2 separate regions of the Homo sapiens genome follow, and region 2 is linked to region 1. A link is a loop called in an ENCODE intact Hi-C map of the cell type or tissue named here. Cell type or tissue: endothelial cell of umbilical vein. All regions are shown on one strand. Each heading gives the region's core, and the rest is flanking DNA. Links, peaks and the distances in the headings are about the cores only.

Region 1 (15,723 bases), core at 4,799-12,798:
TGACCCCGGGGTCGCGCCCTTTGTTCGCCCTCAATGGGGCAGCCCCGCCGCCCGGCCTGCGGCTAATTGGGGCGCGTGCCGCCGCCTCTGCCCGGACCGCACCCTGGACTCTGCCTGGGACGCGCCCTCGGACGCAGGCCCCGGACCCGCCCGCCAACTCCGACCCGACCCCGGCCTGGGACCCCGGCTCGAACCCTCGTCCCTGCCCAGGCGGACCCCGGCCCCGGCCCGGACCCTCTGCAGCGGCTCCGGGCCCAGGCTCCGACTCCAGGCCTCGGTTCGAACCCTGGGGACCCGCCCCGCCCCGCTGCAGACCGGCCTCCCCGCCCGCCGCGGACCCCGAGCCTCAGGCCTGGTGCCGGACTCGGCCCTGCCTCGCGTGCCCGCCCTGGGGCTGCCTGGAGGAGGCGCACCGAGGCCTCCCTGCCTTCAGAGCCGCTGCGGGCCTGGGCCCTGTGTCCCCCCAGGTCCGCAGCTGGCCGGCTGAAACTGGCCCGCACCTCCCGCCCCGGGGCCGGGTGCTCCTGGTCCGCGCAAGGTCCCCACGCACTCCCGCGGCCACGTGGGTGCCTGTCCCCTGGAGCGGGGTTGGGGGAGGCCGCAGAGACACTGCTCCCGGGGTCCCTGTGCAGGCCCCGTAAGGATTTCAGACAGCCGTGATGCAGAGGAGACGTGTATTAGTTCTTGTTTTTCTTTTTCTGCTCTTTATTTCTGCTTGGAAGCCTGTCACACGGGAAAGAAAAGACGCTCCATCTATGCGAACCCCACTCCCCTGGTGAGGGAAGCCGGAACCCTTCAGACCCTCTGCACGTGGGCTCCCTCCCCGACAACCTCTTTTTCCTCCACATCACAACCTTTCCAGCACCTGGGAACGGTTCTAGGCCAGAGGAGGATGCTGAGGCCATGAATGCATCCGTTGACACGAAATTCAGGCCTTGACCATTTCACGTCTTTCTGTTCTTCGTTTTTTCCTCAAATGTTGGACAAGGTTATAATGTTTATCCCAAGAAGCTTTTGAGACTTAGCACTTGTAATTTTCGTAAGGGTTCTGTTTGATTTTTAAAAAGGTACTTTCTTTTGTAATTAGGTGCAAAAAGGAAAGCACAGAAAGGACTCTTCTTGAAAGCCTTTGCCTCCAAAGATGAGCAGAAAGGCTTCCAGTTCCTGGCACCGCCAGGCAAGGCCCTCTACCTGATTCTCACTTATTTCAGTTTTGTTCACCAGCTGTAAATACTGCTAGGCTTTGCCAGGAAGACTTTTTTTTTTTTATGTTGAGTTTGTTTTTGAGCTTGTTGATTGCACGGTGGAATATTCTAACGTGGAATTTGGCTTTGGGAAGACTTGGTGTTCAGGAGTTGTCGGATATGCCCTGCTGTTGTGAGGATGGAGCTGGGTAGGGGTCCTGCCGTGGGCCATGAGTGGGGGTAGGCAGGTGTGGCCGTCACCTTCTGGGTGTGCGGTGCAGATCTCCACCTGGGAAGGAAAGCCCTTGGGAGACATGCCTTGTGATTCTTGCCTTTCATAGAATGACTGCCAAATAGCCCGGTGCCTCTTTACTCGCCTGCCTCGTTCCTGTGCATCCCTCCTGAGGTCACCACTTCTATGTAGCCTTTCTCCTTTCTGAGGAGCAATAATCCAATCTGATCAGTGTAAGTTTGCCTCCGTGGAATGCTGATGCCCAGGCTGGGGACCCCCGCCACCCCTCTCTCAGCAGTGCTTGCAGGCATGAGATGGTGAGGGTTCTCAAAGGCTGTCCTCAACACTGATCGGCCTTTGATATTGAGACCATGGGGCAGCTGCCTGCCAGGTTCACAGAGGGCTGTAAGCAGGGATGAGGCTTAGGTGGGGCTTGGAACCACCCCGGGTGCCTGGCCAGGGAGGCTCTGGTTGCAGGGACTGGCAGCCCGGCAGACGAGGACAGAGGACGGGGTTATTGTGCTCTTTCAGCTCAGGCAAAGCAGCTTTGTGACAAGGACTCTCGTGGGGCGATTGTGTCTGTGATTTTATACCCAAGGTCTATTTGCCCCAGTCTAATTCTAGGGGCTGATCAGGATGCACCTGGCAGGGAAAGTGGGCACCTCGGACGATGGAAGCCACTGCAGGGAAGATGGGGGGAGAGCTCCCAAAGCCAGACCGGCGTAAGGCATTTCTGGGACCTAAATTTCAATGGGGCTCTGTTTTGCCTGGAAACTGTTCATAAAATAAAATAAGCCTATGTGTGTATGAGTATGAAGGGATGGATGGTGATGTTTTCCTTAAAAAAACAAAAATAACAAAGTGCATGTGTGTACACAGCAGTCGGGGTCCCAAGTCTGTGTGGTATCAGGCCTAGTCACGGCACCACTCACCTGGGCCTCAGTTTCCCCAGTCTTTAAAGAGCTAAGAGAGTTCTCGTTCTGTCTGCTGCACGGGCCAGGAGAGTCACGTGAGGCGAGGTGAGAACACGTTGTGTAAATGATGAAGTGTTTGCTCTGCACACGTGAGGTGCTGTCTTTACTACCTTAGGGAAAAACCCTCTACTCTGAGGCCGTTGTTTTAGGATTCAAATGGTTAGTGATTGACATGGTGCCGGGCACTTACTAAGTGATCAGGATGATTTTGTTGACTTGAACCGTGGTGTCAAAATCCTCTGCATTGGCTGTAAGAAAGAGGTGGGCTGAGCACGGTGAGAAATGGAGTCGAAACAGAGAGCATCCCAGGCCTCTGAAGGCCTTCGAACATGACAACGAGTTGGCCCCCACTTTGGGGGATTGGAGTGGACGGTTTGGAGATCCCCCTGGGACATACGCCTGAGAGCCCTAAGTGTTTGTCCCGGGGTCCAAGCCTGTCGTCTGCAGCCCTTCATTGCCCTGCCTAGCTTGGACTGCGTAAGCGTCTGCTGGGCCCAAACCCCAGCCCGGTCCACACACTTGGGCCATCTCTCCTGGGGGACCGGATTGTGCGGCCTCCAGAGCTGCCTGGCAGAGGGCACACCTTCTCGGCGCCCTGGTGCCGCACCGCGCCGCGCTCCCAACACCGGCTTGCTTATGCTTTGTCCTGATGATGATGAATGAGGTCAGCCTGGCTTACCATTCACAAAATAATTCTTTATTGCAGAGAAAGCTTTTCTCTATCTGAGATCTGCCCTTGTTATCTACAGCAGTTATGCTTTCCCTGGCTTTTGGTGTTTGCCTACGTGTAATGAAGTAGGGAGTAACCCAGGGAGAACGCAGGTAGGGCCTGCTCCTTCCTCTGGGCTAGGGGCGTTCCACCAGGCCCTCAATCAGCCCCCAGGCCATAAAGGCAACAAAACATTTATCGCTACACACAAACCTACATATACACACTTATGCACACGTATACATATGCGTACACACACACACGTATCCCAGGATGCTATCCTCGTGGAGCTAACATTTGATATTCTAAGTATTAAAGTTTGAGGCACCAACAGGCTGTCTTAAAAGGCTCATTCAGCCTGTCTGCCTTGGAGCTATTTTATTTATAATTCTTCTTGTCACGTCAAAGAACTCTGTGTTTCTTGCAGACTGTGTTCGGGTGGTTGAGTGTTTGGTTTTTGGCTACAGCCGGTTACTTTTTCCGAATCTGTAGGTCCAGGTGTGCGTTGACAAGGTTTTTCCCAACTCGAGAAGTTTCTCAGGGAGCCTTGGAGTCCTTCTATAAATTTCTGGCATTCTACGTGTGAGAGACTTCCAGTTTTGGAGAAGTCGGGAGAGTGAGGGAAGGAGCGTGCGGTTCTGAGTCCGCTGCCTCCTCTCAGACAGAAAGTCAACGGGCAGCATCTTGCAGTATATTTAGAATGCAGACTTGAAAAACTGACGGATAAGATATTATTAGCAAAGGTACAAACCTTTGATGATATTCAAAAACCCCTGCCTCTGTGCATCATTGAAAACCAAGCGAAAAAGGAGTGAAAATAGTGAAAATACCTATCCACGTCTCTGATTACTTTGAAATCGATTTTAAAAATATGTTTATCATGTAAATATTATGTAGACTTTCATTTTCAAGGTCAGTGTCCCTTCTTGTCTGGTTGCTTACAGTACCACTTTTTTGGGGAGTTAAAAAAATGAACTTCATGTTCTTTTGAAATTAGGAATTATACCAAAAGTTGCCTATAAAATAGCAAGAAACAAAAAAGCATCGGTTTTCTTCTTTAGCATTTTTTGGACAGCAACTAAATATTGTCTTGTAGTGATAAGTTCAGTTCAAACACTTCTTGTATTTCTGTAGAAAGGGTGCCTATGAAAAATCTGACCTTAACCTTGAAGTTAACCAGGTCTAAAAGCTAGGATACTGGGACATAGTCAGGAAAATGAAACTGGTTTTATATATAAATTAGTCACCTGTGTTGTGTGAAGTCACATTTGATTTTTTAAAAATAAAATGGGAGTCTCTCAATAAATAAGACCAGTGTGGTCAAATGCCAAACAACTTGTAATTGACAATCCCCCAAAACCAAATCCCAATTTCAGTATGAGTTCCATTTGTGGGCAGCTTAAGTTTGTTGTAGTAATTTTAAAGAAGTAATCTGTGAAATCTTGATTTTAGTAAAAAGTTCCTGCAGTCCCTTGCAACTTAACAACAAACCATTTGAGTTCAAAATCAGTTTTTTCTCCTTTCTTTTTTTTATTTATTCTAGAGGAATTTACCTAGCCCGCTGAAGACCTGTACAATAAAATATTATAAGTAGCACATAAACTTTTTAGAAAAATGTTAATTTCCCCATTTCTGATTATTCCATTTAAGAAATTGTAGAAGTGATTGACTAAAATTAATTCAGCACCCACTTCTGGAATGGTAATTTTTGTTTTTTAAAAATTTAGTTTGGTGCCCTTTCTCATTCCTCATTTAAAGTCAGAAATCTAGCTTTGGCATTTGATAGATGCATATATAACCAGAGATATTGGCCCGTCATCCTTAATACATATTTTCAGATTTGTGTTGTTACTACTTTGGAATGGAAAACATTAATCGTAATTCCTCATTCCTAAGGGGAAATTTTTCATACTAGCATGTTGTTTATTAATATTATGTACAATATATTCATATATGATTGAACACACGCCTGTCGTAGACTTCTAGTTGTTTTATGCGCTCCTTTTGATTGAAAAGTAATAATTAACCCCTTAAGAATGCTTTCGGGGTTGTTAGACTTCTTTTTGAGATACATACGCAGGCACCGCAACATGAAACATGAATGTGTAGACTTCCAAAGCATGTTAAAGGTGACAAAGCGCTGCTTACACAGGTTTAGAACCAGACATGTGATTGCACGCGTGTGGAGCTGGCACCATGAAAGCACGATGTGCATCACTCATAGAGGCAGGCACACTTAAGTATGTTCTTTACATTGAAACAGAAAGGAAAGAAGATAGGAAAAATGGTGCCAGCACGCTGGGCTTTTTTTGTTTGCTGTTTTGGGTGGGGTGTGCTAGTGCAGTGTCCGGTGTACGCTTTTGTCCTCAAACAGGCTTGTTCCCCGGTCAGAGTTTCATTATTGTTGCTGGTAAACAAATGCCAAGTTTGACAAAAAACAGTGAAATAAAGCAAAAGATTTTGAAAAATGCTTCATCATGTCAGAAGGAAAGAACCCTTTTCACGGGTGCCTGCCCACATTTCCTTGCCCAGCCTGAGACCCTATTGACTTTGAATTATCTTTTGCTGTTTTATTTCTATGAAAATTATAAACGCGTATGTTCGTCCAAGGTGGATTGATGCTTAGAGGTTGCGTATAAATAACTGAGAGTGAAAATAAACCCATCATGCGGTAGGAGCGTATGTTGTCATGAAACAGGCCTATGAAAATGGACTCTCAAACCTGCAAACTACTTTGAAACAAAGGCAAAAGAAAAAAAATCATAAGCCTGGTTTGCCTTTATCCAGAGTCCCCAAAGCTGCTGAGCAGCTCCTCAAAAGGCACATTGTCTAGGATGATCGAAGTGGCATCTTATCCAGGAGCCACTGAAAACTTGCAATCTCAAGTTTATTGGGCTGGCTTTAAAAACATCATTATTCTTGGATGTGCAACTGAATGTTCAGAACCCAAGTGAAAATGTAATTTTTCACTCACTCGCCGTCCTTGCTTTAATTAGATTAAATGCATCTGTTTCCTAAGTCCTCATAATGCCTTGGATACTGAGAAATTTAAAATGTCGACCCGTTGAGAAAAAAGAAACGAAACCGAAGCACCCCCCTCAGCCTTCTGAGGCTGGACTGTGGGCCAGGGGCTGGCGGAGAAAGCAAGGCAGCAGGAAATTGCCGGCTCCATTCCCATTAGGCGGATCTGGGGAGAAATCAGGAAAAAAATAACTGTATAAGGCTGACACTGTAAACATCCTAGTACAGCAGCAGCCTTCCTAGACCTTATTTTCAAACATCTGACCTCAGGCATGGCTGTGGCCCACAGGCGAAAACCAAGTTTTTCTTCCTGGAAACTTATCCATCACAGTGCTCATCAACAATGTAAATTTTCCGGGTTTTCTTGTTGATAATTTGAGCATACTGTAAAAAATATTATTATTTACTTTGAATAATATGATAGCAAATAGACAGAAACAATCTAACCTGAATAATATCCAGTGGAATTACCTGAGTGCTCTTATTTTTGCTGAATAAAGCGGCATTTGATTTCTGAATTTGCAACCAAATTATATGTAAATCCTTGCCAAGTACAGGGGAAATTTTTTTAAAAAGAGTGTGTGTTCTTGAATATTGTTCTGACTTATCTGATTTCCTGCTTTACCAAATAAAAATTGGAAGTGGGAAAAAGGCATTAAATTAACTTATTACAGTGAGAGCAAGAAAAAAAAATCATTTAATAAAAAGAAGGTTAGCAAGCCAGTATGATTATACAATGATTTCAGGTGAAAATTACAAAGCTAATATCCTGGCATTTAGTCACTGCGTTCAGTAATGATACAGTTGTCAAATTTGTATTTGTGCCAATGGAACAAAACTTGTAAGTGGCATAATAGAAGATAATCTCTTTTTCTTTGTGGCTTTTTAAATTCAATGTTTTAATCCATTTAATCACAAAACATATATCACATTAGTTATAATATTTATAGTGTTTAGGAACGTGATTATAAATACAGTGTGGTTGTTGGGTGTAGCCTTTTTTTTTCCTTTTTTCGCTTGAACGTGTATCTCCGAGGTATGCATCATTTCTAGAGATTGCCCTTGAGAACAGTTTTATTGAGAATAGTAACCATATATTTATGTTCAGAATCCCCATTTGGTCGTTACCGGCTGTGTTCATTATTTTGGAAAAACAAGATTCCATATTAAAAGGCCTGGTGCTTATGATGTTTAGATCTCTGCATTCATCTCAGTTTCTAAAGCATTTTTGTTCTTCTGGAGTCCCTAAACTTGCTAAACCACAAAATATCTGTAGTATGTTTTTTAAAGTAGTTGAACCATACAGCAACGATGGGGTACAGGAGGAGTTTATAGAGCAGTTAGCGGTTGAGTTCTGCCTTAGTGTGGCTGGGTTAGGAGGGGCTACAGGGGCATATGTGGGACTTTGGGCACTGCTGGGCACAGACTCATCCTGTGGGAATGTGTGCTCTCACCCCACACTTCCTATTTGGGGCTGAAAATTTTAATAGTGAAGAAAGAAAATGATAAAGCACTGTGCTAGACAGGATTGATTTCCCCTGCTGTATTGCTAGAAGGTAGACACGGCATGTCTGCGTCTCAGGCTGCCGAGAGAGCCGTGCCCTTTTCTGGGGAAGCACAGAGCTCCTGAGCTTCCAGCTCTGGGCCCCACAGCCCTTGGAGCTGGGGGGTGAGGGGGAGACACAGGACCTTCCTCAGGAAAAGAGGGCACCCCACTCGATAGTGAAGCCACCAGGCAGCTATGGAAAGTGAAAGTTGGTCCGGATTCCAATGAAAAGATTAATTGGAAAACATTTCTACTCCATTTTCTAAAACTGAGTTTTCCCATAGAAAAAAAAATAATAAAGCTATCCCTAAAGTTCTTTCAGCTTCTAAAAAGAAGATGCTGTAGTAAGATTCCAGTCCCCACCGCCCCAACTCCCAGGAAAGCAATTGGGAAGGTTTCTTAACATACCCTGAGTTCTTCCTTCCCTCCCCCCAAATTCCGTGTGTCATGGGGTGGAGGCAGTGGTGTGTTTATCAGGGTGGCTGGCACAATTCACAGCCACAATCATGGGGGTCTAGCGAGCTGTGGAAGGCAGCTCAGTGGGCAGCGAGGCCCTGGCAGAGTTGCCCGGCTGCCCCAGCCCAGCGTTGCCCTCCTGGGCAGTCTAATCCAATGTGAAATGAAGTTTCCTGGGAAGCAGGGCACACGAGGAACTTTTGAATTTACCAATGGCATAAAAAGTATATATATTTTTATGACAACGGGCAAGTTTCAATTGGTTGGCAGAAATGGCGAGATGTGACGTCAAGGGACACTGGTTAGAATGCCAAGGCCGGCGGCGGGGGGTTGGGGGGAGACAGGCACAGACAGACATTGGGTTGGGACCCGGGAGGCCTTGTTTCTCTCGGGCCCTGGCCGCCAAAGGGCCGTCGCAGGCGTCTGGGGACATCAGCTCCATGCGGCTCTGGGCCAGGGCATGCTCGGGCAGGGGGACGGGGTCTGCGAATAGTGACTCTGTGTCCGCGTGCGTCCCCGAGAGCCGGAGGCCCAGGCCGGCCCCTCTGCGGTTTGGGAACCACTCAGGCGCCTCTGTGGAGCGGGCGGGAAAAGACGCCGCGGCCTCCTTGGCATTCTAACCCGTGTCCGGACCCTAGAGGCCGGCCGGTCTCAACCACCGGGAGGGCCTGGGAGGGAACCGTGTGGCCCGGGGCCAGCAGTGTCGCCATCGGGCTCCGAGAGAGCAAAGCTGTGGCCTTGAACTTCTCCCCGAAGCTCCTGTGCCCTGAGTCGGGGAAGCAGGAAGTTGTTGCCACCGGGAAGGAAGAGAGCGCGCTCGGAGCTGGGCAGCGGCTCCAGGCACCGCGCCCCTGCCCATCCCACGCCTCCCCGGGCACCGTGAACCACCCCCCAACCCAACTCCTCCAGGCACCTTGCGCGCCCCTCTTACATCTCCCGGCACTGTGCGCTGACCCCTGCCTCCGCCGGCCGGCTCCCGTGTGCCGAGTCCGGACTCCCACCCCTCTGGGCACCCCTTGCTCCGCGGGGCCGGCGGTGTCCTGGAAGCCGCCGCGGGGTTGCCCGTGCGCGCGCTCCGCCCTGGGGGAAGCCCGCTGCCACCGTCGGCCCCGAGCGCTGTCCCGGGGCCGCGTCGAGAGCTCCGCAGCGCACACTGTTCCCCGCGGGGACGAGCCTGGAGAGCCTGACCGCTGTCCGCGGCGCGCTCGGGGCTGCGGGCACCAGGTTGCGGGGACTGCAGGGACCGTCGGTCAGCCAGGGGTCCCAGAGCCGGGCCCGAGCGTGCGCGCGCGTCCCGCTGCCCGCAATCATGGCAGCCGGCGCCTTGGAGCGCAGCCGCCGAGCGCGCCCCAGCAGCCGCCTCGGTGCCAGGGCGGCGGGGGCGGGCCGGGCCGGGAGCTCGCGCCCGCCCGCCCGCCTCGGCCGCGCGGGCCCCGGGGCGCGAAACGGAAGGCCGCTGGGTCTCCGCGACGCGGTGCCCTTGCCCGGGGCGGGCGGCGGGAGGGGCCGCGGGGCGGGGGCGCGCTGGAGGGGAGCGCCCGGGGCGGCGTGCCCGCGGGGACGCGCACGCGGGGCTGCGGGGCGAGGCGCGGGGCCCGGGCGGCGAATCCGCTGCTCGCACCGCCCGCCCCGCCCGCGCGCGCCGTCCCGGGGTGGGGGGCGGTGGAAGGGGGAACCCAGGAGGGGCGGCGCCCGGTCTTCACCCGCAGCGGGCACGGCGGGGGCCGCGGGGGGCCTCGTTGGTATTCCGGGCGCGGTTGCATCCGCGACCTCCCCGCAGAACAGGGGTGCCCGGGCGCGCGGGCACCGCCGCCGCTCTCGGGCGGTCTCCGCGGGCTGCGGGGCCCGCAGGCGCCTTGCTTTCCCCGTCCCCTCCTCCCTGGGTTCCCCGTACTCCCTCCCCCGCTCCGATCCGGCGGCGAAGGGGTGGGCAGGGAAACGCGCTCTCTGGGACAGGTGCCAACTCCGAGACAAAAGACATAAAATAGGCGGCAACGGGGGAAGCGCGGCCGGCGCGCTCGGGCGGGGACGGCGGCGCCGCGGGGGCCGCATCCTCGGTGCCGACCCGGGAAAGTTTGGGAAGTCGCCGCAGCGGCTTCGCAGCGGCGGGGGACGCGCGGCCCGGGTCGCCCTCCGCGCCGCGCTCGCCCTCTCCGCGCCGCTGCTGAATAATTCATGGCGCGGCCGCCGGCCATTAGCATGCACCGGGCGCGCGGCGCGTCTGTGCCAAGCCGCCGCCGCATTCGGCGCCCGGGCAGCGCCAGACGAGCGGCCGCGCGGCGGCCGGGCCCACGCTGTCCCCGCGCCCGCCCGTCCGGCGGCGCCCATTGTGCCCCGGCCCGCCCCGCCGGGCTGTCCCCAAGCCCGCCTGCAACCCACCGCCCGCCCGACGGCCCGGCCCTGCAAGTCCTGGCTCGCGACGCCCGCCCCGGAATGCACGTGAACTTGGAGAAAGTCGCGGGGCGCGCCGGCCGGGCTCTCCGCGGCAGGGCGTGGGCGTCCCGGGGCCGGCGCGCTTTCGTTTTCGTCTGGGACAAAGGTCCCTTGCGGCGCGCGGACGCCGTGACCGGGTCCTGCGGGCCACTCTGTGGCGCAGTCGGGTCGCTAAGCGCAGGGAAGCCGGAGCCCGAAGGCAAGGAGAGACGCGGCGCGGGGCCGGGGAAGTGGGGCCTGGGCCGTGCGCTTCGCCCGCGGCAGTCCAGAGCCGTCCCACCCTGCGAAGAGTTGCGGGAACTGGCACCGCTCTGCCGTCCGCCGCTTCGACGCGGGAAGAGGGTGAGCGTTTGGAACCCAGGACTCAGACCGCTAGCTGAGGGCCTGTGCAGCTCTGGGCACGCGAGCGCGGCGCCGGCGGCGGCCAGGCACGGTCCTCCCGCAAGGGCAGGGCTGTCGACCTGTGCGCCCCAGGTCACGATCGGGTTCACGGCGACTCCTGAGGACGGTAAGTGCATTTCTCACTTTCGCTGCTTAGTGAGTATTTAAATATTAATGAAGGGATCTCTAAGAGGGACCCTTCCGTAGGGCAGGCCTTCCACAGACCAGGGAACGCACCGAGGAGGTTGCTCTTGAACCTGAAGCCGCACCAGCTTGCAAGAACTCCACTCGGCATTAATCTGGATCTTGGAATTTGTGAAGCACAGCTTCTAATCTCAGGTGTGCAGGCTATTTGCCAGAGAGAATCTTGTTGAACACATAAAATAAGCGTTAGCAGACATCTTAAACACAATGGGAAGAAAAGAAAAAACATCTGTTTTTAGATTTTTTTTTTTTTTTTTTTTTTTGGTGAGATGTGTTTGGAAAGGTTATTGGGAAGCTACAACTCTTTCTTGGAAGATTGAAATATTTCATTTACTTCCTAAACCCACGCTGCTGATTTTTTCCCCCTGGTCGGACACTTGGGGACAGCTGATTTGAGGGGGGATCCTCGGTTCGGCGTTGGCGGCATTTGGGCCGGTTCAGTGAAAGGCCCTTGTGTGAAAGCTGCTGTTTACGGTGGTGTAAAACGAAAAACAATTCGTAACTTTTTGTGGTAAAATGCCCCTTTATAGGTGCCTCACACAGGCCCAGCCAGTGGTCCTGGGGAGTTTGTGAGGAGCAAGAAAGGGGTGAAGGAATGCTTGCGTGCAATGATTATAGGGTTTCAAGGTAACGTGGAGATTAATTTTTTTCAAAGGTGGGTTTCAAAAGCCGAGGCAGCCTGCAGGCCAGCAATAGCTTCATTTTATTGGAGTTCATTGGCTCTAGCTCTTTGGGGTTTTAAAATACGTGTTTGTCCGTGTGTGTACGGAGCTAGGGTTAAAATGAAACCCCAAACTGTGGGGGATTGAGCCTGCTTTTTAGTATGATTGTGTCACAGGTGCAATGTCCCCCCTGCCCTCCCCACCCTACTGAGGTGGTTTGGATAATCTTGCTGGGTGCTTTCACCACAAAATAATGGGGGGCCTGTTTCCATAACACCCCAGGGCCATGAGCTGGCTCTTGGAGGCTGTGTTTCTGGGAACAGGGACAGAGGCCTGGGTAGTCCAGGCTTGCCTCATGCCTCCCTCCCACTGGGCTGCCTAGTGCCCTCCCCAAAAACCCCAAGGACTGAGGGGACCATTTCAGTCGGGTCCAGCCAGCCGCGGCCGGAGGTGGAAAGTTTGCCTCCGTGCTGGAAGAACTAACCTTGGCCGTCTTTTTTGCTGGGCTGCCTCTCCCATTGCCCCCTCGCTCCATTTTGGGCTTTTATTTATGACTTTATCAGAGGCAGTTAGCAGACATGAAACCTGGGGTGGGACATTCGGGGGCGATCTCAGAATCGGGGCGCAGCTGCAGAAGGCATGCCGTGATAGCCGGGAGCTTCTACTTGGCATGGCGTTGGCAGTGACGAGGTTGGTAATTAGAAGAAGCTCAAGTTCCACCGGGGCCTTGCCTGTAAAATGCTGGAGACGTTTACCCGGAGGCCACAGCAGACTGGGAACATAGCACGGAGGGCAGGCATGGTGTGGCACTCTACTGAGGCTGCGGGGAGTCCCTCTGGATTAAAACAGATTCCGAAACAAGCGGTATCCAGCTCTCCTGCTCCCACAGGCCAGACCTGGGGCTAGCCAGGGAAAGGCCTGAACGTCGGAGGAGGCAGTCTCCAGGGCCGCCAAGTGAGGGCTGCTATTCGTCAAAGCTCCAGAGCCCTGTCTCCTGCCACACAGTGTGGCCCTGGCCCATGAAATGGGATGAGGTCAAGATTCTGCAGCCAACAGTTGGGGCCAGCGCTGGGCACAGAAGCCCTGGCGAGGCCCTGTCCTGCCTTTGTCCATGTTCCTTAGAGCCAGCTCAGCCTGACAGAGTCTCAGGGTCCCACCAGGGGCTTCCCAGTGGTGTTGGAGTCTCCCATCCCGGCACAGTTCATTTTTGAGGGCACACACACAAAAGAGAAGGCTCTGAAAATGAAACTGACACTTGTCTGTTTTTTTAATCACCTCTGGATTTAACATCAAGAATGTGGAAAGCAGTGGCCCAGGGCCACAAGGACTATGGTGTGGGCTGGTGGAAGGATGGGCCCCGGTTTTTCTGGTTTTGTTTTAAACCGGGGCCTACCCCAGGATAGTCCGTTGCCTGTGCTGGGGCCTCACCAGGCCCCAGACCCTCCTGGGTGAGAAGGGTCTCCAGGGTGCTGATGGGGACGAGCTGGGCTCCACTTGGGCAGTGCCCCTCTGCCATGTTGAGGTCTCGTGCACACTGCCTGAGCAGGTGCAGGCCAGCAGTTTGCCTTGCTCCGCAGCAACAGCGTGGTGCTTTGCAGCAGGGTTACCTTTTGTTATGTGGTTTGCACCTGGCTGGGTCAGGCTGTCCGTGTGAACCTGTCTCACTCCCTCCGACCCCCTAAAGGGCGGTGGGGCCTTTCCTACCTAGCATGGATGGCGTGTGACTGGAAGGCAGACCGTGTGGCCCAGGAGGAACTGGGAAAAGCTCTGCCCACCCAGATGGGCACCCTGCCTGGGCAGGTGCTGCCTCGTGTCCAGGGGAACCTCTCGTGCAGTGTAGATGCATGCATGTGCTGAAGGGCGGCCTCTGGGAAGGGAGGGGTCCTTCCAGGCCGGGCAGGAAACACCATAAAGCCACCATGCTTCCTTGGGGTGTTGTCGCTGGGTTTTGAGGGTTCTTTGCATGTTTGGGGAGAGAGGAGAATGCTCTTGCCGAAATCGCAGCAAGCTGGAGTCTTTGCACCCTGAGCTTCAGTCTGCCCCTGCCCCTCCCTGGGTGACCCTGGCACATCTGAGCTCCTCCCTCAGCCTGGATTCTGAGCTGTAAAGCGGGAAGAGTGTTAACCCACCTCAGAGACTTCAAACATTATTTCCATAAAGCACCATTCCAGGCACGTTGTCGGGGAGGGGCGGGACATAAATGGCTACTGCTGTTGTCACTTATTGTTGTCAACAATAATCACTGTTGTTGTTTAATTTTTATTTATTTTACTTGCCACTACTATTATTTTATATATTGTATGATGTTATATTCTAAGTAACAGATAACCCAACTTCGGTCTCATCAGAAAATGAACCAAGAAGTTTACTCTCCCGGCCCCACAGGTGGGAGCAAAAGTGGACCTTGATGATACCTCCCAGGTAGACTGGCAGGAGGTTGCAGAGCCAGCACTTTTCTCACCACAGGGACTTGGTGTGAATGTGGCTTCCAGATGCATCTTGCACCTCACATTGGGTACACAAGATGAGACCAGGGTCTCCTTGGGGACCCGGGAAGTGCTGACGGAGGAGGCACTCCTTCCCAGGGACAGGACGGAAAGCATGCCTGGGTGCTGGCTCTGGATCTGACCTTTGCCCCCCCCCCCACTTCAGGGGCAGGAAAGAAGGGGGCAGGACGTCCTGATGCAGGGGCCCAGAGCAGCCACACCAGCCACCAGCGTCCTCGCTGGAAATGCAGATGGTGATTTGTTGGGAGGGTTTCACCACTCTGACGAGCTAATTGTTCTTTGGCCTGGTACGTTAACCAAAATGCTTGCTTTGGAGAATTTTCCCTCCTAGCTGGTTGTTCAGGAAGACCCAGCAAGATCGTCCTTGCTGAAAACATCTTGTCGGAATAAGAGAGAGCTCTAAATGGCATGGGTCATGCTTTCTGATGTTATAGAACTGAGTAGGGAGAAAAAGCAACAATTGTCTCCAAGCAGAGACAATGGATCTTTCATATGAAATATTTATTTTCAGGGCTGCCCAGTGTTCCCTGGGCTGGGACGGTCCGTGGAGCTCGAGCATCCGGGAATGGCAAGCCCCAAACATGTAGTTGGGGACAGAGATTTAGAGAAGAAAAAAGAAAGTCTCCTGACCCGTGGTTCTTGAACAATTTCAGTGGGCACGTCTGGCTTTCTTTGTCGAGTGGAGGCTAAGCTTGCACGAGTTAATTTTGTTTTCTTCCGTGATTTTTTTTTGAAAGCCGCAGGGCTGCACTTGGCGAGTGCTAGAAAGACGGCCACGTTTGGGATCGTGGGCCGGATGGGGCCTCCGTCGGCCAGGCCCAGTTGGCCTTAGCCGGCTGGGTCACAAAATGGAAGTGTGAGGAAAAATAGAGCCCAGAAGAGGAAGGGTCTGTCCCCAAAGGGCTAAGGGAGAGGCCATCGAGAGGGCGATTTGGGCCAATATTTGTGGTTTCCCAGTGTCTGCTCCTCCCCAAATTCCATTCTCAGATGAACTTGGGAGTGGCCCGTAGGTTGTGGGAGAGTCTGGCCTGACTTGGTGAAGCCACACACAAGCAAACACCCTTCCAGGCTGGAGAGGGTGTTTTTGTAACTCTGACAAATGTGGCCCAGAGTTATGGCTCCGTGAATATTTTCTGAATCGACAGAATGAAGAGGCCTACACATGAGCCATCCCCTGGTCCCTTCTCTGAGGTGCTGGAGGAGCTGCCCCGGAGAAGCCAGGCCAGAGTCCAGGCTCCCGTTAGCAGATGTGGGAGGAGCGGGCCGTGCTGGGGCCGTAGTGAAGCGATCTGTGGTGCTCGGGGAGCGTTGGGAAGGCTGAGGTGGCCCATCAGCTGGGGACACCCGGCACATTACGGGGACCTGTCTGGACACCCCAGCGATGCCTTGAAGGAGGACAGATGAGGGAGTGGCC
Region 2 (11,861 bases), core at 1-8,000, 73 kb before region 1:
ATGATGGTGGTGGTAATGGTGGTGATGGTGGAGGTGATAGTAATGATGGTGGAGGTGATGGCGATGATTGTGGTGATGGTGGTGGTGGTGGAGGTGATAGTAATGATGGTGGAGGTGATGGAGGTTATGGTTATGGGGTGGTGGTGGAGATGATGGGGGAGGTGATGACAATGATGGTGATGGTGCTGGAGGTGATGGTGATGGTGGTGGTGGTGGTGGAAGTGGTGGTTATGATAGTGATGGAGGTGGTGATGGAGGTGGGGGGTTGACGGTGGAGGAAGTGGTAGTGGTGGTGGTGGAGGTGATAATAATGATGGTGATGGTGATGGAGGTTATGGTTATGGTGATGGTGGTGATGGTGGTGGTGGTGATGGTGGAAGTGATAATAATGATGGTGATGGTGCTGGAGGTGATAGTGATGGTGATGGTGGTGATGATGGAGGTAGGGGGTTTGACGGTGGAGGAAGTGGTAGTGGTGGTGTTTTTGTTGGTAGTAGTGCTGTTTTAGAGAATTAAAAAGAGGAAGAAGATCTCTTCTCCACCCACTGGGTCCAGTTTGGAACCTGGACATGCCCTCATCATGTTACAGTCTCTGGACACCAGCTGCCCTCTTGGCCATCAATTTTCCATGGAAGTGATGGGGTGATGGGGTGGGGTGCTAGGTGACCTCAGGGCACTCTTCTCAGTCCTGGGGTCCCAGGACCTCTTTTCTGTTGGGGGAGGGGAGGGGTCATTCTCTCCTTAGTGGGTAGAGTCGGGACCAGAGTTGCAGATCAACAGCTGGGCAGTAAAAGTGGGGGAGGCCAGCCCGTGCTCTCACAGCTGCCTGAGCCTGCAAGCCAGCAAGGGGCCTGTGCCGGGCTGGAGTCCACATGTCCCTTGCAAAGGATGGCCTGGCTCCCTGTGAGAGGAGGACGCAGGGGCAGCTCTGAGGTGAGGCTGGTGATATCCAGGGCCTCGGGGCACAAAAGCTCCTTCCTGGGACCCCGCCGACCCCATTTCCACCTCCTGACCAGACCCCGAAGATCGAGCCTGAACGCGGGGCCTCCCGGTCCCAGGATCCACTGCACGATGGGGCAGTGACACCAGCGCCTCCTGAGAAACTGGAGGTCTTTCCCCCAGGCCCCCAGGATTCACGTAGCTCTTCATCCCCAGCCAGTCCCTGGCCTCTGGCCCTTCACCCTGTCCTTAACCTTGGGGTCGGCTCTGGTTCCTCCGCCTCATCCCTGACAATGCCCAGCATGCCCACCAGAGGGCGCTCAAGGGCAGGGAAAGGACCTGGTTTGTGCCAGGCCTTGGCATGGGAGCCGAGACTCCTGGGACAAGGGGAGTCTGTCCCGCCCGTGGGAGACACAGGGCAGGAGAGTGCGGGATCTGGATTCCCAAAGACCCAGCTTCCAAGCCACTAGGCCGTATGACTCTGGCAAGTCCCTCGCCCCTCCGTAGTACTGCCTGCCTGGGGGGCTTCAAGGAGGGCCCGGTAGGACCGGGGGACACTTGGCTGCACCTCTATCCCATGTGGGGAGACTGAGGCCAGGTGGGGACATGGTGTCTGGGGCCTTTGCTGTCCCCATGAGAAGTAGGGTGAGTTTTTGAATCTGCAGTCCCCAGGGGGCTGAGGGGTCTGCAGGTCCCAGAAGCACCCCCTTGGCCGCCCAGGACACACAGCACACCGCAGCAGCCAGGCCCAGCCCCGAGGTGGCGAGAGAGGAGGTGTGGACAGGCCCTGTTCTGTTCCTCCATCCCCCTGGGTGCACGCCGGGACTGTTTCTCCTCAGCTTCTGTGAGCGGTGAGGAACCTCAGGGTGCAAGTGTCTGGTGTGTCCCTGTGGCCGCTTCTCCCGACTTACACGCAGGAGGGGACCTGTTCCTGTCCATGCCATGGTGGCTCTGGCTCTCTCTTCGGTGTCCACAGTGGCTGCACCATTTCACCTTCCCACCAGCAAGCGTGTGCACAGGCTCCAATCTCTCCACGCCCTCCCCTGCTCTCTCCGGCTGTGTGATTCTTCACTGTGGTTGCTGTCACAGCATCAGTGACAGTGAGTCGGTGCCGCACTGTGCTCCGTTCCTTCTCACGGCTGATTCCCACCCTGTTCTCTTCCCCCCCGGGAGCTCACGCTCAGGAGGGAGAGGGCTCCGGAAGCCACAGCCCCGCACCATGAGTGGCCAGGGCGAGGGAGCGGTGGGCCAGCAGGCAGGGGCGAGCTCGATGCCTCAAGGAAGGCTCCAGAGTTCACTCATTCCATGAGTGTCAACCAACAAGCAGCTCCCTGCGGGCCTTATGTGCCAGGCCTGGGCTGAGAGGCTCTGAAGTTACCAAAATCAGCACCAAAGTGTAGCAGTCCCCCTCAGTCCATGAATTGCTAAATCAAGCTCAGAGTCTAGCGGGAGAGACAGACCGGTCGGCCAGACAGACAGACAGACAGACCACCCTCCTCCAAGCTGGAAGGCACCTGATGCAACAGGGAGCGCCGAAGGCAGATCAGGGAGGGCTTCCCTGAGGCGATGCCACTTGGCTGAGTCTGAGAGGCGAGGAGGGGATAGCTGGGCCCTGGGAACCACCTGCGGGCCCAGGGTAAGTTCCACGTAACGCCCCGGGGGTGACACTTGGGTCAAAAGGAGGTCAGCAGCAGGCAGGGCTGGGCCTGAGGCCTGGGACAGAGCTGAGTCCTGGCCTATGGCAGTGGGGCCAGGGCAGGCACCAGGACCTCCAGGGTGCCCCGGTCCAGGGAAGGGACCTCCAGGGTGCCCCGGTCCAAGGAGGGGACCTCCAGGGTGCTCCGGTCCAGGGAGGGGACCTCCAGGCCATCCCAGTCCAGGGAGGAGAGCTCCAGGCCGCCCCCATCCAGGGAGGGCTGCTTGACTCTGGTCTCTGCTCCCTGCGCTGACTCAGAGGGCCGGTTCCGCTTTGTGGAGCTCAGTGGGGCCGCCCTCCTGCTCCACGGCCTGGTGGCCGGCTGTGGTCTATGCTGAGGAAGGGGAAGCCCAGGTCCATGCTGCCTGCCCAGGACCTCTCTGCAGAGCCTGCCTCTTCTCTTGGCCCAGGTCTGGCATCGGGGTGGGCTCCTGCAGCGGCCCCGCCCGTCCGGAGTATTTCCAGGGCCAGGGAGACGGGCAAGCACACAGGCACGTTGCGATGGGTGATGGAGGGGCGTGCAGGCGATGGAGGGGTGTGCAGGCGATGGAGGGGCCCACGCCACGTGGGTAGGCAGGGCCTGGGAGAAAGGGTGCCCAGGGACCACAGGAGCTGAGCCCTGAGGGTTCAGGGGAGAGTGCCAGGAGGGGGAGTAGGCAGGAGAGGAGGAACAAGAATGACTGAGGGGACCTCAGGACCCAGACAGGAAATCATAGCACAGGTCAGGGCCCATGTCTGGGGAGAGGGGACAGGAAGGGCTCTAAGGCAAGGATGGAGAGGCAGGCAGGCCACGGGAGGCCTCTGGACTGAGACCCAGATGCAGCAGGCTTGAGGGACCTCAAGAGAGGGCACTGCAGGCAGGGGCCCAGCCGTGCAAAGGCCCTGTGGCAGGAGGGCTGAGGTGCCACCCACACAGCCCGAGGGCAAGGGCTGCAGGAGAAGGGAGAGATGAGGTAGAGATTTTCCCAGGGCCATCCCTCCCAACTCGACCCCCTCCCCAACGGGGTCCCAGGGCCCTGCCATTTTAAGCCTGAAAGAAACCAGTTTGACTCAAACTGGAGGCATCTCCTCTGGGAATCTACAGCCCTAAATCACAGCGCCTGGGCAGCGAGTTCACTTCAGGACACACTGGTCTTCTGAGTTCTGTCTTCCTGTGTAGCTGGGGGGGATGGACAGCCCTGGCCCCGGGCCACTGTTCCCCGCCAGCGCATTGTCTGCCAGGCCAGCGGCGGAAGCAGCAGCTGCTGGGGCAGGCGGAGCCTGCTGGAGGAAGCCAGGGCCCCCCTAACCCCCGCCCTCCGCTGTCTCCACTTGCCCCACCCCCTCCACCACTGGAACCTGGGGGACAGAGGCTGGGCATGGAGACCCGCCCTGCCTCCAGCACGGGCCCCCCCAACGCTGGCCAGAACCCTCCCTGTCCTTCCACCCACCCAACTCAGCCCAGTCCCCTGTAGACTCTCAGGACCATCTGGTTTTCCAGCTTGTGGGTGACTGACCCACAGTTGCCCTGACTAGATGTCGGCCACCTCTCCGCCCAGAGGGAGGGGAAGAGAGAAAAGCCAAAGCCTAGTTTACAAGGGAAGTGACTCCAGGCCTGGTTGCCTCCTCCTCCCCAAAGAAAAAGAGTTCAGCTACTGGCCCTGTGGGAATCTGGACCCCAGACCTCAGGGGCAGGGACTGGGGGGATGCAGAGGTCAAACCTGGGAACCTGTAATGGTTCCCTGGTCCCAACGGCACCTGCCCTGAGCTGAGCCCTGAGCCTGACTCTACAGTCCCAACCCACCACCCTGTGCCTCCTACCCCTCCCCAACCCCAACTCTCGAAGCCAGGGTCACCGGACACTTCCCTCATCCTTTGAGGAAAGATGGTGAAGCCTCAGAGGCGGGAAATGGATTCAATTGTCCACAGCTGAATGTGTATGATCCTGTTCAGGTGTGAAAACTGAGTCAGTTCAGTGCCCGGTGGCACCTGACATTCACAGCATCCCTGTTGGAGTGCCCGCCTTGGACGCCATCTGTCCAGGCAGGTGTCCTCTGCGGGCTCTTGTTCCAGGCTGGCACGGCTGCCAAGTCCCCTTAATGGGCCAAGTCCCTCTGGATCACCCAACGCCTGGGTCACTGCTCCTGCGGCCACTCCTGGACCTGCCGCTCCTCATCCCCACCCCTCACCAGGGCCCAGCTGTGCACCTGTGCACAGCTCCCGCTGGCTGAGTTCCCCCAGGCAGTGGGCACAGGCCAGCCCTGCCCGGCCCGCAGAGCCCACCCTCTCCTGTCCTGAGGATCTGAGAGCCCTCTTAGCCTGGTCCCTTCCCCAGGGCTGGCAGCAGTGCCCCCCCAGGGGCCCTGGCTCTTTGTCTCCTCAGGGACATTGTTTGGAACGTAGACTCCTGTTGGCCAGGGATCTGGTTTCTAGACTCTTCTTTTGCTGTTTTCCTTCAAACGTTAGCCACGCTTTTCAAAGTATACTTTAACCTCAGACGCTGGCCGGCATCTCCATCGTCCCTTGCTGGGTACTGCCCTTGACCGTGCAGCTGCCTGGGGCTGGAGGAGGTGCAACCTTGGGGAGAAAGTCACATCCCTTCACCAGGCAAGGACAGCCAAGCCCACTGCCAGAGGAGTCATTGGGTTCAAGTAAATAATCAAATTGGAACTGTGTGTTCAATGTAAGCATCAGAGAGCCTGCTGTGCACCCTCCCCCCCATAACCTTCTGTGGCTCCCTGTCGCCTCCCTGAAGGCCTTGCTCTTCAGCACAGCACACTTGAGCCTCTGGGTCTTATTTCTCCCCTGTTCCCCCTCCTCAGGCACATGGGAGCCATGCCTCGTGCCTTTGTCATGTGGGCCCCTCTGCCCGATCGGCACAGGCTCACAGGGCCAGGTTCAAAGGACCTTCTAGACTCTTTGGCTTCAGAGGGGCTGTCCACACACCTGGCCAAACTGCTCCTCACAGCCACCTTTCCATCTGCTCTCCCCTGCCTTCCTTGCCCTGGCTAACCCTACTCAGCCCTCAGGTCTCACCACCTCCTCCGGGCAGCCTCTCCTGACAGCCTCCACCAGCCCCCAGACTCCCACAGCCCCCAGACTCCCGCAGAGGCCTGAGGTGCCATCTAGGGGCATTGTCCAATGACAGGGGACAGCTCAGAGGTGGGGGGATGTTCTGTATGCACTCCCTGCCTGCTGAGCTCAGGAGCCTGGGGGCCAGGCAGTTGGAGAAGCAGACAAGCAAATCAACAGCAGAAATAGAAATGACACTGACAGCTACCACCTGGCACCTGCCTTAGAAAATGCATTGAGCACAAAGGAAACAGACGTGCAGGCGGCCAGGCGACATTGACACTGCGTGGAGTAGGGGACAGGGATTCAAAGCCCAGGCTCCGGTGGGCGCGTCCCAGGCACCTGCTGCCGCGCTTCCCAGAGAGTGAAATTCGCCACTGTGGGGTGGGGGCATCTTAAGGGTTGTAGAAACCAAGGAGCTCAAAGGAAGGAGCCAGGGGTCGCCTTGTCCAGAAGGGATTTGGGGGTGCAGCAAAGATGCCGCAGAACATCAGAACATGTATTTAAAAGTAGAGGTGAAAGACCAAGGGAACGGGGAGAGAAGGTAGGTCTAAGTGGAGGCAGAGATAGGCCCACGGCTTTGGCTCCAAGCTTCCCAGTGGCAGAGGCAAAAAGGGAAAGGGGCAGTTTACACAAATTACTATTCTATGGGTACAATTAAAAGGCACCACATCCTACTCCTGATGCTTCCCTTCCATGGCGGACTGGGGATGGCACAGGAAAAGAGCGTGTGGAATTCCTTCCCATCCTGTACATGTTCGGAGCATTGCACTCTCCCGGGCTCTGGGGCTTCCAGGTGAAACAGCCCCTACCTGCCAGGCCCTCAGCCCGTACCTGTGACAGCCCCCTGCTTCGTCCTCACAACAGCCTGGGCACTTGAGGTTGGGGTCTCAGCTGTCACTCTTCCAACCCTATAAATGAGGAGGTGGAAGGAAAGAAGCCAGCACTTCATGAGGACATGGTGGTCTGTCTGCCCATGATGCAGACGCCGGCTTTGTGCAGGGACCCCATTCCTCAGCCCCACATGTGTGCACCTCTTTGGCCGGACCTGTCCTCCCATCCAGGTGCCTCCCAGATGAGGGGCCTGTGCTGAGGGACTTGGTTTTGTGTCTAGTGGCTGCTCCTAGCACCCTCACCTCTGTCCTCACCCAACCACTGGCCAGCTGGGCTCCTGCCTCCCTGCAGGTAGGGCAGGTGCGGAGGGAGCACAGCCCTGAGCATCCAGTCTTTTCAGTCTGGCCAACCCCCAACCCAGTGGCTCTGAAGGTGCCTGGAGAACCAACAGCTCAGGACCCCGCTGGGCAGACCAGGCCTCTCACGTGGCTGTAAGAGAAAGTTCCTCCACCCCACCCTACCCCTCGATGTCTCCTGCCCCTTCCACCCTGGGCAGATGATGGCTCCATACAGGCCAAGCCTGGATGCAGGTGGATCCAGGCCAAGGACACGGGGGTCCCCTGGAGTGAGCACAGATGGTGGCATTCGTTTGACCTGCTGTGGCCTCTAGAGCCCCGAGCCACGTGGGCCAGAAGGTGCAAGAGTGTTCAGGGGAGACCAGGGAAGCCTTGGGGCTTCTCCAGTTACCCCAAAACATAGACACTGACAACAGCCACTTTCTTATGCTCCATGGGTCATAGTGGGAGTGCCTGGTTTCTGTTCCCCCCAGTGGGGGCCTCAGCTAGAGGGAGCTCCAGGGCTGGGCCAGAATCAAGGTTTCCTCACTTGGTATCATCTGAGCTCCACCAGCCAGCACCCCTGGAGAGCCAGGCAGATGCAGGGGCTTTCCCAGCCCAGCCCAGTGCTCACATGGCACCTCCACCACCCACTCACGGGGTGGTCACAGGCCCAGTTGACCCAGGGGAGAAGCATTAGCACCACCCTGGATGGGGCATGGTGTGGCTCTAGGAGACGCCTTGGATGGGAGATCCAGCCCTTCCACAGCATCCTCCACTCCTGTATCAGGAAATCCGCCCTTTGCCCTGGCAGCTTTGCCTGTCCCTCACTGGAACATGCTCCAGCCACCAGGCTTGCATCTTCAGAGCCCCGCTGCCGCTTTTCTCTATGCCTTCCCAGCCCCTCACTGCACCTGCTCCAGCTGGCCCAGAGGCCGACCCTGTGGGCACGTTTGCCAGCTCCCTGTGCTGGGACCTGTCCGTGGCCTCTGCCGGCGCGAGGCACTGGCAGGAGGCCTAAGGGTCCCTGCCACCAGTGGCTGCAGCTACCTCCCCGTTTGGCCACCAGCCCCAGAGAACGGCTCCTTCCCTCCTAGCTTTTCCTGAGCTGGGCCCACGCCTTTGTCCTGTTTTTAAACGCTCCTCAAGTGGCCCAAATTAAGGGGCCACACTATCTGCTTCCCCCAGGGAGCCAAGAGGGCTGCCAGCTGTCACTCGTGGGACTCCGGCCAAGGGGCCCCTTAAGACTTCCATGGAGAAGAGCTGCTTTGAGACGGTCACTGCCCTCGTGCTGGCTCAGTGGGGACAGGGCTGCAGGGTCTAACTCCAGAAAGACTCGGCCCCAGCAGGGGAGCTGGCGCCAACCAGACAGCTGAATCAACAGCCACCGCCATGGGTCCAGGCCCCCTGCAGCCTGGCGGCCCCACACGCAGGACTGGGGGCTGCTCAAGGCCAAGGGTGGGGCTGTACTCCTCAGTGGTGACGGCAGCAGCCCCCTACCCCCTTGCCCACCCTGGCTCCTGTGTCCCACAGTGAGGTCTCTCCGGTGCACAGCCTGGGTGAGGGGTTGGTGGGTCCAGATGGCACATTCAGACCCTACATCCCCAGCCTAGCAGAGCAGGGGGCGTCAAAGGGGAAGGAGCAGTGGGGGGAGGAACGAGGGGTGGGGGTGTGCTTTGGAAGCCTTGAGAGTTGCCCTGAAGGCTTGAACCGCCCCCAGGGCCAGCAGGAGAGCCATTACCATAACCAGGCAGGGTCCCCTTTTAAGAAAACTGCCCTGGTGGGCTGGTTGCGGTGGCTCACGCCTGTAATCCCAGCACTTTGGGAGGCTGAAGCAGGCAGATCACGAGGTCAGGAGTTCGAGACCAGCCTGACCAGCATGGTGAAACCCCATCTCTACTAAAAGTACAAATAATTAGCCGGGCATGGTGGCGCGTGCTTGTAGTCTCAGCTACTCAGGAGGCTGAGGCAGGAGAATTGCTTGAACCCGGCAGGCGGAGGTTGCAGTGAGCCGAGATCGTGCCACCGCACTTCGGCCTGGGCGAGTGAGACTCCGTCTCAAAAAAAAAAAAAAGAAAAGAAAAAGAAAACTGCCCTGGTGGCCACTGATGGAGAAATGGAGGGACAGAGGCCAGGGAGGGAGACTCTCGCTGGGGCATGGAGGGCTTCCGGGCAACAGTGCAGCCCAAACAGAGTGGGCCTTGGCCAGAGGTGGACAAAGCCAGATGCTGAGGGTGGGGTGGGCACAGCGAGAGGCAGCCACACTAGCTGCTCCCGCTGGGCCAGGCCTGGTGGATGGTGTCATCCTCCCTCACATTCCTGGATCTCAGGGACACCACTTCCCCAGGCTCAAGCAGCTGAGTCATGAGTGTCCTCCCTTCAGGGGACCCAGCCATTGGCTTGGGTAGATTAGTTCTGATTTAACCCCAAAATAATGACTTAGTGGCTTTCCTAACTGCAGCCAGCTTTGCAGGGCCTCCGAGCTTTCAGGCCACCTCCCCTCCCAGATGCCCTTGAGCTGGACCTGAGAAGACCCGCCCAGAGGAAGGCGAGGAAGACTCCACAGGGGTGACAGGGGCCCAGACACCCCCTATCTGCATCAGGACCCATGTGAGCAGAGCTCACCCTGTTGTCGCCCTGGGCACTGTGGCCATCTGCCAAGGGACAGATAGATGGACCTTCCTAGTCCTCAGGCCTCAGGCCATCCACAGGGTAAACCCACATCCACCCACATCTCCTGGAGCCTCCCCCGCCTGGGAATGGGAGCGAATGACCCCATCACACTGGTCTGATGGATGAGTGAGCAGCACCCAGGAGGCCGGACGCGGGAGGCTTGGCCTGGCCGGCAGGGAGTGGGCGCCCTGGGCTGGGACCGGGTTTCCTGCTCCCCTCTGTCTAGGCTTTTCCTGGGGGACCTGGCCTTGGAGGCCAGCGCCTGAGGGCCCCGCAAGACAGTCAGTCTTGCTGTCACTCCCAATGCCATCTTGTGTCCCCTCTCCCCAGACCCCTCTGCTCTGGGAGACTGGTGAGTGAACACCTCGTGAGGTGCATCCTGTGTGGGCAGGATTCCGACCAAGTGCTCCGACGTGGAAGGAAAGAATGCACACTCAGGCAATCTGGGTGTGACCACCTTGCTGTCCTGCGATCTAGGGGATGAGAGGAGGTGACAAGGCCCAAGGGGGTCATGCCGCAGACATGCCCAGGCCCGGCCTGTGTGGTCAGCTGAGGGTCCTTTAGCTGCCCGTCTACTGTCCTCAGGTAGGATGCCTCGTGCTGGGAGCCAGGCCGCCCAGCACCCTTCCAGCCTCTGCTGACTCCAGCTGTGTGTCGTCGGGCATCTTACTCAACCTCTCTGTTTCTTGTCCTTCTGCGCCTAGGGTCATGATAGACCTTGCTTCCCAGCAAGCATGGAAGAGGCTGCGAAGAACAGCTGGTGCCCAGGAAACTGGGAAGCCCTGGCTAGGTCTCAGTGCTGTGGCTGCTGGTGTTCACACCATGGGCCAATGCTAGGGATTCACAGAGGCAGGGGATGGGGTCCCTGCTCCAGGGTTCTCCCAGTCTGAGGGGCAGACATGTGACTGATGTCAACTCTCCTGGGTGGCCTGGGGTGAGAGAGAGTGACTCATCCCTGGGTGCCTTGGGGACGGTGGCCCTAGGAGGGGACTCCCCTGGCCCTGAAGAGTTGTGTGGCATCCCAGGTAGAGGGGCTGGAGGGGTAAAGCCCACCGCCATGCTCCGAGCACGCTGAGGGCTTGGTGTGAGAGTGTGGTGGATGTGGGTTGGGTGGGCTGCGAGGCCTCCAGCCTCCCACCTGCCTGCCTTTATTGATTTCCAGGGATTCAGGACCTCAGACGCTGGGCCGGTGACAGGCCCCTGGGATTCTGGTCGCAGTCCAAAGGGTCTCTGGCCACCCTGGGCCTGATCAAGTCCTCCCTCTATCTGGATCTATTTCTCCGTCACCAAAAGTTGGCACTTGGGTTTAGTGGCTGACAGCCCTTCTGATTCTAACAGGAAGTGGCTCTGCAGGGTTCCGTCACGCACGCGCTGTGCTGGGGGTCCAGGAGAGGGCTCTAGGAGTCGGACGGTTGGTGGGGGAGGATGGAGTCTGGCTGCAGAGCCCAAGCATGTTTTGTGGGGGCCCGGCGGGTGAAGGGTGTCACAGCGATGGAGGTGCAAGGTGATAGATGAGAGAGGCAGTCCCAGCACAGGAACCCAAGCAGGCAGCACCTGCATGGCATGGCTCTCCCGCCCTCCATTCGCGGGGCGGCCTCCCATCCTCCATTCTGATGGTGACATTGAAAATGAAACGCCAGGACCCCAGCACCTGCATGGTGTGGCCCTTCCGTCCTCCATTCTTTTTTCTTTTACTTTTTTCTTTTTTTTTTTTTTTTTGAGACAGAGTCTTGCCCTGTCGCACAGGTTGGAGTGCAGTGGTGTGATCTCAGCTCACTGCAACCTCCGCCTCCCGAGTTCAAGCGATTCTTCTGCCTCATTCTCCCAAGTAGCTGAGACTACAGGCACCTGCCACCATGCTTGGCTAATTTTTGTGTTTTTAGGAGAGACGGGGTTTCACCATGTTGGCCAGGCTGGCCTCGAACTCCTGACCTCAGGTGATCCGCCTGCCTCGGCCTCCCAAAATGCTGGGATTACAGGCATGAGCCACCACGCCCGGCCTCCATCCACCCTTCTGATGGTGACATTGGAAATGCCAGGACCCCAGGGGTTCAGGTGGCCAACCCAGCTTCCAATCCACCCGTGTAGCCCCATGTGCCATGCCTTGGGTAGGTTGCCAGGGTTCTGAGCCTCTCCCTCCTTGTGTGAAAGCCCCTCTCCTGGATCTGGGCAGAGGGTGTGCACAGCCTCTGGAAGTGGCCTGGCGGGCGTGGGGGCTCAGTGAGCACAGGGCCTGGGCTTGCAGGTGAAGCCCGAGGAGGTGGTATGGCTCCACCTGGCTGCCCTGGGGACCCAAGGTGCGGGCATGGGCACTGGCCCTCTGCCCCAGGAGA

What was found. Hi-C counts contacts between places; a loop is a spot of excess contacts. Peaks named below come from ENCODE experiments on the same cell type or tissue, not always from the same donor. Only the 100,000 strongest peaks of a DNase experiment are listed, where the experiment ranks them.
Region 2: a loop joins it to region 1, with 3 times the contacts of the local background. A loop is called at or near these places in 32 of 110 quality-filtered maps.

Annotation. Positions count from the first base shown.
Region 1 is chr22:46,061,586-46,077,308 of GRCh38, forward strand. The region is part of intron 1 of LOC124905135 (collagen alpha-1(III) chain-like); the gene reads left to right. LINC02939 (long intergenic non-protein coding RNA 2939) reads right to left here and starts at 9,436. Exons shown (of 2, transcript NR_148973.1): 1 at 9,054-9,436; 2 at 3,066-6,286. RefSeq lists silencers at 9,078-9,857, 9,918-9,997, 10,128-10,337, 10,418-10,507, 10,678-10,757 and enhancers at 10,351-10,905, 10,906-11,458. In endothelial cell of umbilical vein, for the core only: no CTCF peak of the experiment used is centred there; DNase peaks (open chromatin) are centred at 6,736, 7,156, 8,386, 10,036 and 8 weaker places; H3K4me3 peaks cover 5,431 bases; H3K27ac peaks cover 7,769 bases.
Region 2 is chr22:45,993,764-46,005,624 of GRCh38, forward strand. No RefSeq gene overlaps it. Among named protein-coding and RNA genes, the nearest start is that of WNT7B, 23 kb to the left of the region's middle. RefSeq lists enhancers at 1,416-2,334, 3,298-3,967, 7,271-7,440 and a silencer at 2,689-2,838. In endothelial cell of umbilical vein, for the core only: a CTCF peak has its summit at 1,240 (motif pointing right); DNase peaks (open chromatin) are centred at 1,288, 2,928 and 3,828; H3K27ac peaks cover 2,805 bases.